Linked DNA regions of Homo sapiens: region 1 is linked to region 2. A link is an interaction called in ENCODE POLR2A ChIA-PET data of the cell type or tissue named here. Cell type or tissue: MCF 10A. All regions are shown on one strand. Each heading gives the region's core, and the rest is flanking DNA. Links, peaks and the distances in the headings are about the cores only.

Region 1 (5,216 bases), core at 1-5,000, 150 kb after region 2:
GACACCGTGTGGGATTGAGAGGGGCCTGGTGGGGTGGGTTCCAACCAACCCGCCCCTCGAGTGCCGGAATCAGCAGGACGAATCGGGTCCCAAAGATGTGGGCAAGACTGTTCCGAGGGTCGAAACTCTGGTTCAGGATAAGATTAGCAGGTATTTCACAGAGTCGACTTAAGGAAGCTAGTGCCGGAGAGGGAAGAAGTACGAAGGGCTTGCCAGTGAGCCTTAATGACTGATTGATCAAGTGGGAGGGCACTGCACTGGCGGTCAGAGAACTGTTCTGTCACTGACTTGCTCTTGTGATAATGGTAGGCTAGTGCATTTCTAGCTCAGGCGCAAATTTCTCCCGACTCTAAAGTCATACACTTGCCTTAGATGATGCCCAGTGGTCCTCTAATTAATGATTTTTTTTAAGCTTAAAGACCTTCATACTATACGTTGGCAAGGGTAAAGTGTAGAGCCTTTGTTTCACAAGAAGCCAGATAGTAATTTCTTCTCCAGGAAATCATTCCGTAAGTCAGAATTTCTCCTCTGTACCCACCCATAAATGATAATACAGGCCGTATTTTACCTGGTGCTGTATTTGTGTACCTGTCCGCTGTCAAAATCCAAGCCCTTGAAGGCAGGCTTCCTTCAGATCTTCATTGCCTTGCACAATGCAAGGGTAGGTACTTCCATCTTAATTGAATTTTTACTTCCCATAAAAATTCTTCATGGTGACTTACATTAGTCATCATTACACATCACCGTCAGTTTTGTAAGCACAGTGTCATTCAAGGTATTGTAAAATTTTGAGTTTGATGATGTGTGACAGTTTCAATTATTTTAGTACAGCCCTAATGAGAACAAGGCCGTAGTATTGATTCCCTTCAAAGTTGGCGTCTAAGTGAAGGTCACATTCACAAGGAGGGCCTAACTGAAAGCATGTGGAAGCATCATTATAAACTGTTGCTAACACGCACAAATAAAGGCTATTAATAGGTATTGTTTTTCTTTTTCTTTTTCTTTTTTTTTTTTTTTTGAGTCACTCTCACTCCATCGCCCAGGCTGGAGTGCAGTAGCACCATCTCGGCTCACTGCAACCTCCGCCTCTGTTTTTCAGCTCCTTAGTTAAGCATACAGCTCCAGTCAAACCAAACTAGAGGTCTGTCTGTCCTTCCATTTTACTTGCTGTTTTATGTCTTTTAAAAGCAAGAAGGTTTTCAAACTGTTCTTAAAGCCACGGCTTAACCAGGAGTCCCTTTAATTAGAGCAACTGTACCTTTGTGAGTTGGAGGAATGCCAGGTAATATATATTATTTATATATTTTATAAATGCAACATTTATAAATATTAAAATAAATTTTACATATATATATATATATATATATATATATATATATATTTTTTTTTTTTTTTTTTTTTTTTTTTTTTGAGACAGAGTTTTGCTCTTGCTTCCCAGGCTGGAGTGCGATAGTGTGATCTTGGCTCACTGCAACCTCTGCCTCCCGGGTTCAAGCGATTCTCCTGCCTAAGCCTCCCGAGTAGCTGGGATTACAGGTGCCCACCACCACACCCAGCTAATTTTTTGTATTTTTAGTAGAGACAGGATTTCACTATGTTGGCCAGGCTGGTCTGGAACTCTTGACCTCAGGTGATCCACCCGCCTCAGCCTGCCAGAATGTTGGGATTACAGGCGTAAGCCACTGCGCCCAGCCCATTTATATATTTTTGTTGCCCAGGTCATGGTGCAGTGATGTGAACATGGCCCACTGCAGCCTCGACCTCCCTGGCTCAAGTGATCCTCCTGCCTCAGCCTCCCATGTATATTGGGACCACATGCGTGTGCCACCATGCCCAGCTAATTTTTAATTTCTTTGTAAAGATGAGGTCTTACTTTGTTGCCCAGGCTGGCCTCAGAACTCCTGGGCTCAGGTGATCCTCCCACCTTAGCCTCCCAAAGTGCTGGGATTACAGGTGTGAGTCACTGTGCCCAGCAATATATTGTTTAAAAAAGCTTTCTTGCTGCATGTTTACTATCAGTCTTTTGCAATCTTTTAGGGTCAACACTATACCTCAATATAAAGTGTTAACTTCTTATCTATTTCATTGGAACCATGGAGGATTGAATGTGTGTGGGGAAAATGTCTTTGTGGTTTTAGAAATATGCAAAATCAGTTAATTTTTTAATGTGAAGGTAATAGTAGTTGAAATGCTTTTGAAAGTTGCTTGCCATTTCAACACTAAAGATGAGTTTTTTTCCACTCATTAGGCATTTTGATTTCTATCCTCACGTATATTAGTGGAGAATTTTAAATCCTCCGATTATCACAGATGAAAACACAAATAAGCTGATGGTGCACCTGCAGTCCCAGCTACTCCATTGGCTGAGGCAGGAGGATTACTTGAGCCCAAAAGTTTGAGTCCAGCCTGGGCAATATAGTGAGAACCTGGCTCAAAAACAAAAAGATTTAAAAAGTTTTCTTGCTAAAAATAATTTTTAAAAGTTTGAAAATGATAAAATCTAGTCTCTTCATTTTACACAAAATAACTAAATATCCTGGGTACTGTGTGAATTATATGAAAAAAATTCCTTAATCTGAATGTTTCACTTAATAAATGAAGCATCTCCTGGTGATTTTAAAATCAGTTTATTTTACTCATTATTCTTAATATTTAAGGAAAACAATGTAAAATGGGAAAAAATGTATCTTCTGCTACATCAAAAAAGCATTTTAATCCAAACCCCACTAAAAATTATAACAAGCTCTGCATGATTTCATAAAAATGAAAACATGAAAGTTAACAAGCATTGAAAATGCCAAATTATCACAAAATCATAGGGAGGTGGTGGTGGTGATATTGCTTCTTGACTTACACTGGGATTTACAACATGATTACTAATACACTTAACACTCAAGGAAATATCTGATACAGAGAATTACTTCTACATTGTGGCCTTCCAGAGGGCAAAGACTATTATTCATCTTCGAATAGTCAAATTCTAACACAGTATTTGGAGTAACAGTAGGTGTTAAATAAACATTTGTTGTATTGACATGTTCCTTTTATAATTAATGTAATGATTTCTTGGTAATTTATTATACAATATTTTCTGGTTAGATTATTGTTCAAAAGCATATTACATATTATCTAACTTTAATTAGATATCAAATATTAGAAAAGGCTAGTTTTAAAAACACAAGAAATAGTTCTTTCAGTTTTACTTTCCTATTTCATAAAAAAGGACAGTAAGAATACATTGTTAGAGTAACATGAACTAATTCACGTGCATATTGAAATTAGATAGAACTAAATGCTTTTCTCTTCAAATGTCCAAGGTTTTTATTCAGTTAACTCTGGTTGGAATCTTTCCAAGCATATTAAATAGTTTTCTGCTTTCCTAACATGGGTTACTGAATATAATTTCACCTTTTCTTTATGACTAAAGTTCATCATTATAAGCATTCCTTATTACACTAAAACAGCATTAGTTTGCCTATTTCCTCTTTACTAGGATGTGTCTGCCCTTATAAACCCTCCTAACTCCATCTGGATTAACCTATTATATGCTTGCTTTATTTTTATTTTTTTAGAGACAGGGTCTCACTCTGTTGCCTAGGCTGGAGTGCAGTAGCATGATCATAGCTCATTGCAATCTTGAACTTCTGGGCTCAAGTGATCCTCCTGCCTCACCCTCCTGAGTAGCTGGAACTACAGGTGCACATCACCACACCTGGCTAATTTTTAAACTTTTTTTTTTTTTTTTTGAGACGGAGTCTTGCTCTGTCGCCCAGGCTGGAGTGCAGTGGCGCGATCTCTGCTCACTGCAAGCTCCACCTACCGGGTTCACGCCATTCTCTTGCCTCAGCCTTCCGAGTAGCTGGGACTACAGGCACCTGCCACCACGCCTGGCTAACTTTTTGTATTTTTAGTAGAGACAGGGTTTCACCATGTTAGCCAGGATGATCTCAATCTCCTGACCTCGTGATCTGCCCGCCTCAGCCTCCCAAGGTGCTGGGATTACAGGCGTGAGTCACTGCGCCTAGCCCATGTTTGTTTTTTATAAAAGCATGCCCTTACATGAGAATGAAAGTAATCCTTTCATGGTGTACAGGACCCCAGCTTTAGGGTCTTTTGATAACTATTTTGGCTATTAAGCCTTTTCCCCCTTTTAGTGCCTAGAAAAAGTAGAGGTTGTATGGATAAGTGCCCCTTAATAGCCAAGACTTCTTGAGGACTAAACCTCAATTTCCTTTTATAAAATGATGATGGCAATAGTCCCTACCTCAGTGGTCTGTTGTGAGGATTCAGTAAAATAATAAAGTGCTTATCATGCTGCCTGGTATATATGAAGTGTTGATGTTAACTGTTACTATTAGTTGTATGTCACAATAGTAATAATAAGCTATCTTTCACATAAGAAAATATTGCTCTTGATCCATCACCAAAGTGTGTGTACTCTGAACTGTATCATCAGGAGAGGTTAAAGGATTTGCTCAGAACAAATAAAAAACCTCTCCCTATTATGACCAATGTTTTTAATGAAAATCTCATATTTTGGCTTTAAAGTAAGGTGCTTGGCTTTCATTCATAATCTATTTCCACTAAAAATATATATTTGCTTATGGTTCCACTAATATCACAATTAGTTTATGAGATGTTGGAGATCTTGTAATACTCCAGGAAGAGGTTATGGAAAATTTCATAAAGGAAGTCCCACTGGAAATTAAAGTAAACTTTTAATGCATATATTTTAAAAATTCACTTTCCATTTTACTATTTTAAAGTGCATGTAAAATTCTTTTCCATTTTTTGGTAGGTAATTAATTTGAAGAAGGGAAATACAATGCTTTACTATTACTACCAACAGGATTTTACACAAGAAACATTAGTAACTTAAGCTGTGGATCCTGTGAATGTACAACTGACACAGATTTTGTAAATCCATACTGGGCCTGGAACTTATGTTGATTATAAAAGTCAAAGGGTAATTTTCTTTTAAAGATATATTACTTATAAAATATTCCCGAAGTATGAATTGTGCTTTTAGTTTAGGATATATGATTTAAATTGATGCACACTGCAGATGAATGTTTACCCCTGCTGTAGATTTAAAGAACAGCATAGATATCTCAAGAACCCCAAATAAAATTAATTTTTCCCCTCCTTGTATAACTCCTTAAGGATTTACATCACAAAGCTAATCAAGAAACCCTCTACTTTAACCAAGCAGTTTG
Region 2 (5,528 bases), core at 298-5,297:
AATAAATTAATTAACTAATTAAATATAGGAGTAATTATTATTGCAATTCTCACAAAGTCTGGAACCATGAGGTTTTGTCTCCCAGCACTGTCTAAGAAGCACCTGTCAGCAATCCAAAGTAATTTCAGGCCAGGCTTACTGGCTCATGCCTATAATCCCAATGCTTTGGGAAGCCAAGGCAAGAGGATCACTTGAGCCCAGGAGTTCAAGACCATACTGGGCAACATAGCAAGACCTCATTTTTACATAAAAATTTAAAAATTAGCCAGGCGTGGTAGCACACGCCTGAAGTCCCAGCTACTCAGAAGGCTGAGCATGGCGTATTGCTTGAGCCCAGGAGTTCAGGGCTGCAGTGAGCTATGATCATGCTACTATATTCCAGCCTGGGTAACAGAGCAAGACCCTATCTCAGGAAAAAAAAAAAAAAAAAAAGGAAGAAAAAGAAAAGTAATTCCAAAATAGCTCAAATCCTTAGCTTCACATTTGGCCAAGTGATAGTGGAGATTCCAATGATGTCTACAACAGCACTAAATGAGAATAGCTAGAGGCCTCATTCCTCTACAGTTCACTCTGATCACAGTCCACAGAAGTTAAGGCATCTCTTCAACTCTCCCACCCTCAGTGCCCCCCAAATTCCTTTGAGGTGTTCTCTCTCTCTCTTTATTAGATTAACAGCCTAAGGACCCAAATTCTTCTCCCTGCTGTCATTCTATACAGTCTTCCCCAACATGGTATTCTTTTTTTTGAGACAGGGACTCTGTTGCCCAGTCTGGAGTGCAGTAGCGCAATCTCGGCTCACTGCAACCTTCATCTCCCCCAGGTTCAAGCAATTCCCCTGCCTCAGCCTCCCAAGTAGCTGAGATTACAGGTGCCCGCCACCATGCCTGGCTAATGTTTGTATTTTTAGTAGAGACAAGGTTTCACCATGTTGGCCAGGCTGGTCTCGAACTCCTGGCCTCAAGTGATCTGCCCGCCTTGGCCTCCCAAAGTGCTGGGATTACAGGCATGAGCCACTGTGCCCAGCTAACATGATTCTTTTTTTTTTTTTTTTTTTTTTTTTGAGACAGAGTTTTGCTCTTGTTGCCCAGGCTGGAGTGCAATGGTGTGATCTCGGCTCACTGCAACCTCCGCCTCCCGGGTTCAAGCTATTCTCCTGCTTTGGCCTCCCGAGTAGCTGGGATTACAGGCATGCACCACCATGACCAGCTGATCTCGTATTTTTAGTAGAGACAGGGTTTCTCCATGTTGGTCAGGCTGGTCTCGAACTCCTGACCTCAGGTGATCCACCCACCTTAGCCTCCCAAAGTGCTGGGATTACAGGTGTGAGCCACCGCGCCCACTGGTATTCTTGATTATATATCACAGAAGTGCAAACACCTAACTGCCCTCCAAGGAGATTTGGAAAAGAAGTTGAACATGAAAAGAACGATTATGCAAGGCTGGGCGCGGTGGCTCACGCCTGTAATCCCAGCACTTTGGGAGGCCAAGGAGGGCGGATCACTTGAGCTCAGGCGTTTGAGAGCAGCCTGGCCAACATGGTGAAACCCCGTCTCTACAAAAACATACAAAAATTAGCAGGGTGTGTTGGCTGGGCGCCGTGGCTCACGCCTGTAATCCCAGCACTTTGGGAAGCCGAGGCAGGGGGGATCACGAGGTCAGGAGATTGAGACCATCCTGGCTAACACAGTGAAACCCCGTCTCTAATAAAAATACAAAACAATTAGCTGGGCTTGGTGGTGGGCGCCTGTAGTTCCAGCTACTCGGGAGGCTGAGGCAGGAGAATGGTGTGAACCTGGGAGGCGGAGCTTGCAGTGAGCCGAGATCGCACCACTGCACTCCAGCCTGGGCGACAGAGCGAGAATCCGTCTCAAAAAAAAAAAAAAAATTAGCAGGGCATGGTGGCATGCGCCTGTAGTCCCAGCTACTCTGGAGGCTGAGGTGGGAGGATTGCTTGAACCCAGGAGGCAGAAGTTGCAGTGAGCCGAGATCACACCACTGCACTCCAGCCTGGGCAACAGAGTGAGACTCCATCTCAGAAAAAAAAAAACAAAAAAACAAATACGCAGGGGTCAGGGAAGGCTGTGAGCTTTGGTCTGCTACAATGAGTTTCAGGCTCACTCCCATGCCCTGCCTCCTAGTACTGCGGTTGGAAGCAGAGGAGATGTGCTTAGAGGACGGAGATGAGAAGCAGGAGGAACAGCAGCAGCTGCAGTTTGTATTCTGGTTTGCTTTTCTCCTGGAAACAGAATCTCTCAGAAGATACCTCCTCAGTCCTCAAAAGGGTGCATTTCAGGTTGGCTCTCCTCTTGTTGGCCCTCGCTGGCCCCCGTCTCACTCTGGAGTCTTTGATTCCACATGGATAAACAGCCCCCCTAGTTGAGAGCTCCTCAACTGCCCCAGGGGACATTTTATGGAGTTAGGGGTGGCAAGGAACTGGAATTATTGCCTAATCAATTGCAGTCTCTCTCCTGTACCCCCCAAGAGAGCAAAGTCTAAAGCCAACTCACAAACTCACATTTTCAACTTTCACCCATGCCCTGAAAAAGTGTTAACACTGGAACCCCACAGCCTACCGTGAAGAATCGATTCCACAAAGAAGGGAGAGCCTTCCCAGTCTGCCCCCTTTCAGACCTTCCTCAAAGAACTCCTGAGCTGTGCTGCCTCCCTAAGCTGTCCCCATGCGAGGATGATAGTGAGATGTGTAATGGGCCTACTGTGACAGCCAGCCCTCCTTGCAAGGGAGCCCTGCCACGGGTGCAAGCTCTGGATCAAGGCAGGAAGCTGCGGCCCATGGTTACCATGGAGATGCTGGCACAGCCTATACCCATCTGTGGTTGACAGGCAGCCTTCCTGAGGAAAGGGGAGGAATTTGGGTGCTTGAAAACCAGCTTGTGGTGGGGGTCGGGTCGGGGTTGTCTGTGACATCATGAGTTTGCAGCCAAAAGACAACTGGAGAGGAAGCTGAGGCTGGGAGCTCTCCACTGAGGTAGCCTTCAGCCGACGCTGTAGCTTTAAAAGCTGGGGTGTGGCCTCCTGCAGAGTGAGGCCAAGCTACAGAGCTGTCAACTCCAAGCAAGGGCTGTTGGAAGAAGCTCTGGTACAGTGGAAAAAACCCAGGAGTCAGAGACTAGAGGGAGAACCACACCCACAGTGCCAGGCATGTTGTGAAGGTCATGGTACATGGTGCAGAGAAGAAACCTCTAGGGTGCTTGGGAAGTTCTAGGCCCTGAGTCACCACCACTGAAACACTAGGGCGGACCAAGAAAACTTCCCGTCTCTTCTCTGAGCACGAAGTCTCCACTGTGTGACTAATGTCTGCCCTGTGGGCTAGGCAGGGTTACTGAGAGGCCCTGCAGCATAAGTGAGGCAGGGGCAGGTGTCAGGGGCTGGTGATCTCCCTCTGATTCAGTGGGTAAAGGAAGACCAAGGCTATGAGGATTTCTCTGAGGCTTTCATCCCTTCTGTGGCTAAAACTGGAGTATGAGCTCAGTGAAACTGTCCTTTGAGAGAGCCTGACGCTGCAAGTGTGTTTGTACAAAAGGCAGAGCTCGGCCTTGTACACCCAAGGGCCATGCAAGGCTAATGCAGCACCAGGGAGAGGGAGGCTAATTAGATAAAGCCCTGAAGTAGCCCTGTGAGCCAGAGGAGCTGTCTGGACCTTCCTGTAGCCTTGGGCAGGGGAGGGAGCTAGGGAGTATTTATTACTTTTGCCCTTTGAAATCCAGGAAGCAAAGGGCTAAGTACTTGCTTACTATCCTCCCAGACTGTGAGACAGGAAGTCAGAGGTACAGAGTGGTGAGTTTGAAATCCACTTGGCCACTTTCCCGCTGTGTGGCCTGGAGCAATTCAATGTTTTGTGTTTTGGCAATATCACCAGTTAAATATTAAAGCTCCTGCTTTCCTCTTCTGGTCAGGGTGAAAACACCCTGAGAGAATGCTTGTGAAAGCCACCACAGCTACACGCAAGGGAAGGACCTGATGTCCTTTATCTGGCCACAGAAGAAGCCTTCTCCACATCGGCACCGGCCCCCCACAGCCTGAGCTCCCTCCTGAGCATCTGAGGAGTTTTCTTTGACTCCTCATAAGAGAATCTCAGGCTTCCCTTCTAGCACCCTACAGAAATGAGTAGGGCTGCCTTTTCAGGGCAGTGTCCTCTGAGCAGGCTCAAAGAACAGGGCAGAGAGCCCCCTTGTCCAGCAGAACCTAATTTTTAAAATTTTTTGTAGGGACAAGGTCTTACTGTGTTGCCCAGGCTGGTCTTGAACTCCTGGTTTCAAATAATCCTCCCATCTAGGCCTGCTAAAGTGTTGGAATTACAGGCATAAGCCACTGTGTTGGGACAAGAGATATATATATATATATATATATATTTTTTTTTTTTTTTGAGACAGAGTCTTGCTCTGTCACCCAGGCTGTAGTGCAGTGGCACGATCTTTGCTCACTGCAACCTCTGCCTCCCAGGTTCAAGCAATTCTCCTGTCTCAGCCTCCCGAGTAGCTGGGACTACAGGCACCCGCCACCACGCCTGGCTAATTTTTGTATTTTTTAGTAGAGTCGAAGCTTCGCCATGTTGGCCAGGCTGGTCTTGAATGCCTGACCTCATGATCCACCTGCCTCAGCTTCCCAAAGTGCTGGATTACATGCATGAGCCACCACGCCCCGCCAAGTTTTTTTGTTTTGTTTTGTTTTGTTTGTTTGTTTGTTTGTTTGTTTTTTATTGGGAAGGAGTCTCGCTCTGTCTTGCCCAGGGTGTAGTACAGTGGCATGATCTCGGCTCACTGCAACCTCTGCCTCCCAGGTTCAAGCGATTCTCCTGCCTCAGCCTCCTGAATAGCTGGGATTACAGGAGCCCACCACCACACCCACCTAATTTTTGTATTTTAGTAGAAACAGGGTTTCTCCATGTTGGCCAGGCTGGTCTTGAATGCCTGACCTCAAGTGATCCACCCGCCTCGGCCTCCCAAAGTGCTGGAATTATAGGCGTGAGCCATTGCGCCAGGCCCAAGATAGTTTTTTTTTTTTTTGAGACAGAGTCTTGCTCTGTCGCCCAGGCTGGAGTGCAGTGGCACGATCTCGGCTCACTGCAAGCTCCTCTTCTCAGGTTCACGCCATTCTCCTGCCTCAGCCTTCCGAGTAGCTGGGATTACAGGCGCCCGCCACCACGCCCGGCTAATTTTTTAAATTATTATTATTTTTAGTAGAGACGGGGTTTCACCCTGTTAGCCAGGATAGTCTCAATCTCCTGACCTCGTGATCCCCCGGCCTCGGCCTCCCAAAGTGCTGGGATTATAGGCGTGAGCCACCGCGCCTGGCCAAGATAGTTTTTGTTAACAAATTTAACAAACACCCACCAGTGTACTGGGCATTTGGGATCCTGTTTTGGAACTAATATGGGGGACAAGAGGATGGCAGGCATAGGTTTCCTGTCGCCATAGGCATTTCTCCCTTATCTCAGGAGCAGTCCTGATCACTTCCCAAAATGGGGAGCGCTTTGCCTCTGAGTCCTGAGCATTGTAAAAATGAAGGTG

What was found. Peaks named below come from ENCODE experiments on the same cell type or tissue, not always from the same donor. Only the 100,000 strongest peaks of a DNase experiment are listed, where the experiment ranks them.
Region 1: POLR2A ChIA-PET joins it to region 2 with 6 read pairs; 32 of 35 experiments call an interaction of 5 or more read pairs at or near these places.

What each region holds. Positions count from the first base shown.
Region 1 is chr11:18,526,998-18,532,213 of GRCh38, forward strand. It overlaps UEVLD (UEV and lactate/malate dehyrogenase domains), which reads right to left. Exons shown (of 12, transcript NM_001040697.4): 12 at 2,612-5,216. Among named protein-coding and RNA genes, the nearest start is that of TSG101, 2.7 kb to the left of the region's middle. RefSeq lists an enhancer at 105-214. In MCF 10A, for the core only: no CTCF peak of the experiment used is centred there; no DNase peak of the experiment used is centred there.
Region 2 is chr11:18,380,690-18,386,217 of GRCh38, forward strand. No RefSeq gene overlaps it. Among named protein-coding and RNA genes, the nearest start is that of MIR3159, 4.3 kb to the right of the region's middle. RefSeq lists an enhancer at 3,663-3,722. In MCF 10A, for the core only: no CTCF peak of the experiment used is centred there; DNase peaks (open chromatin) are centred at 3,172 and 3,782.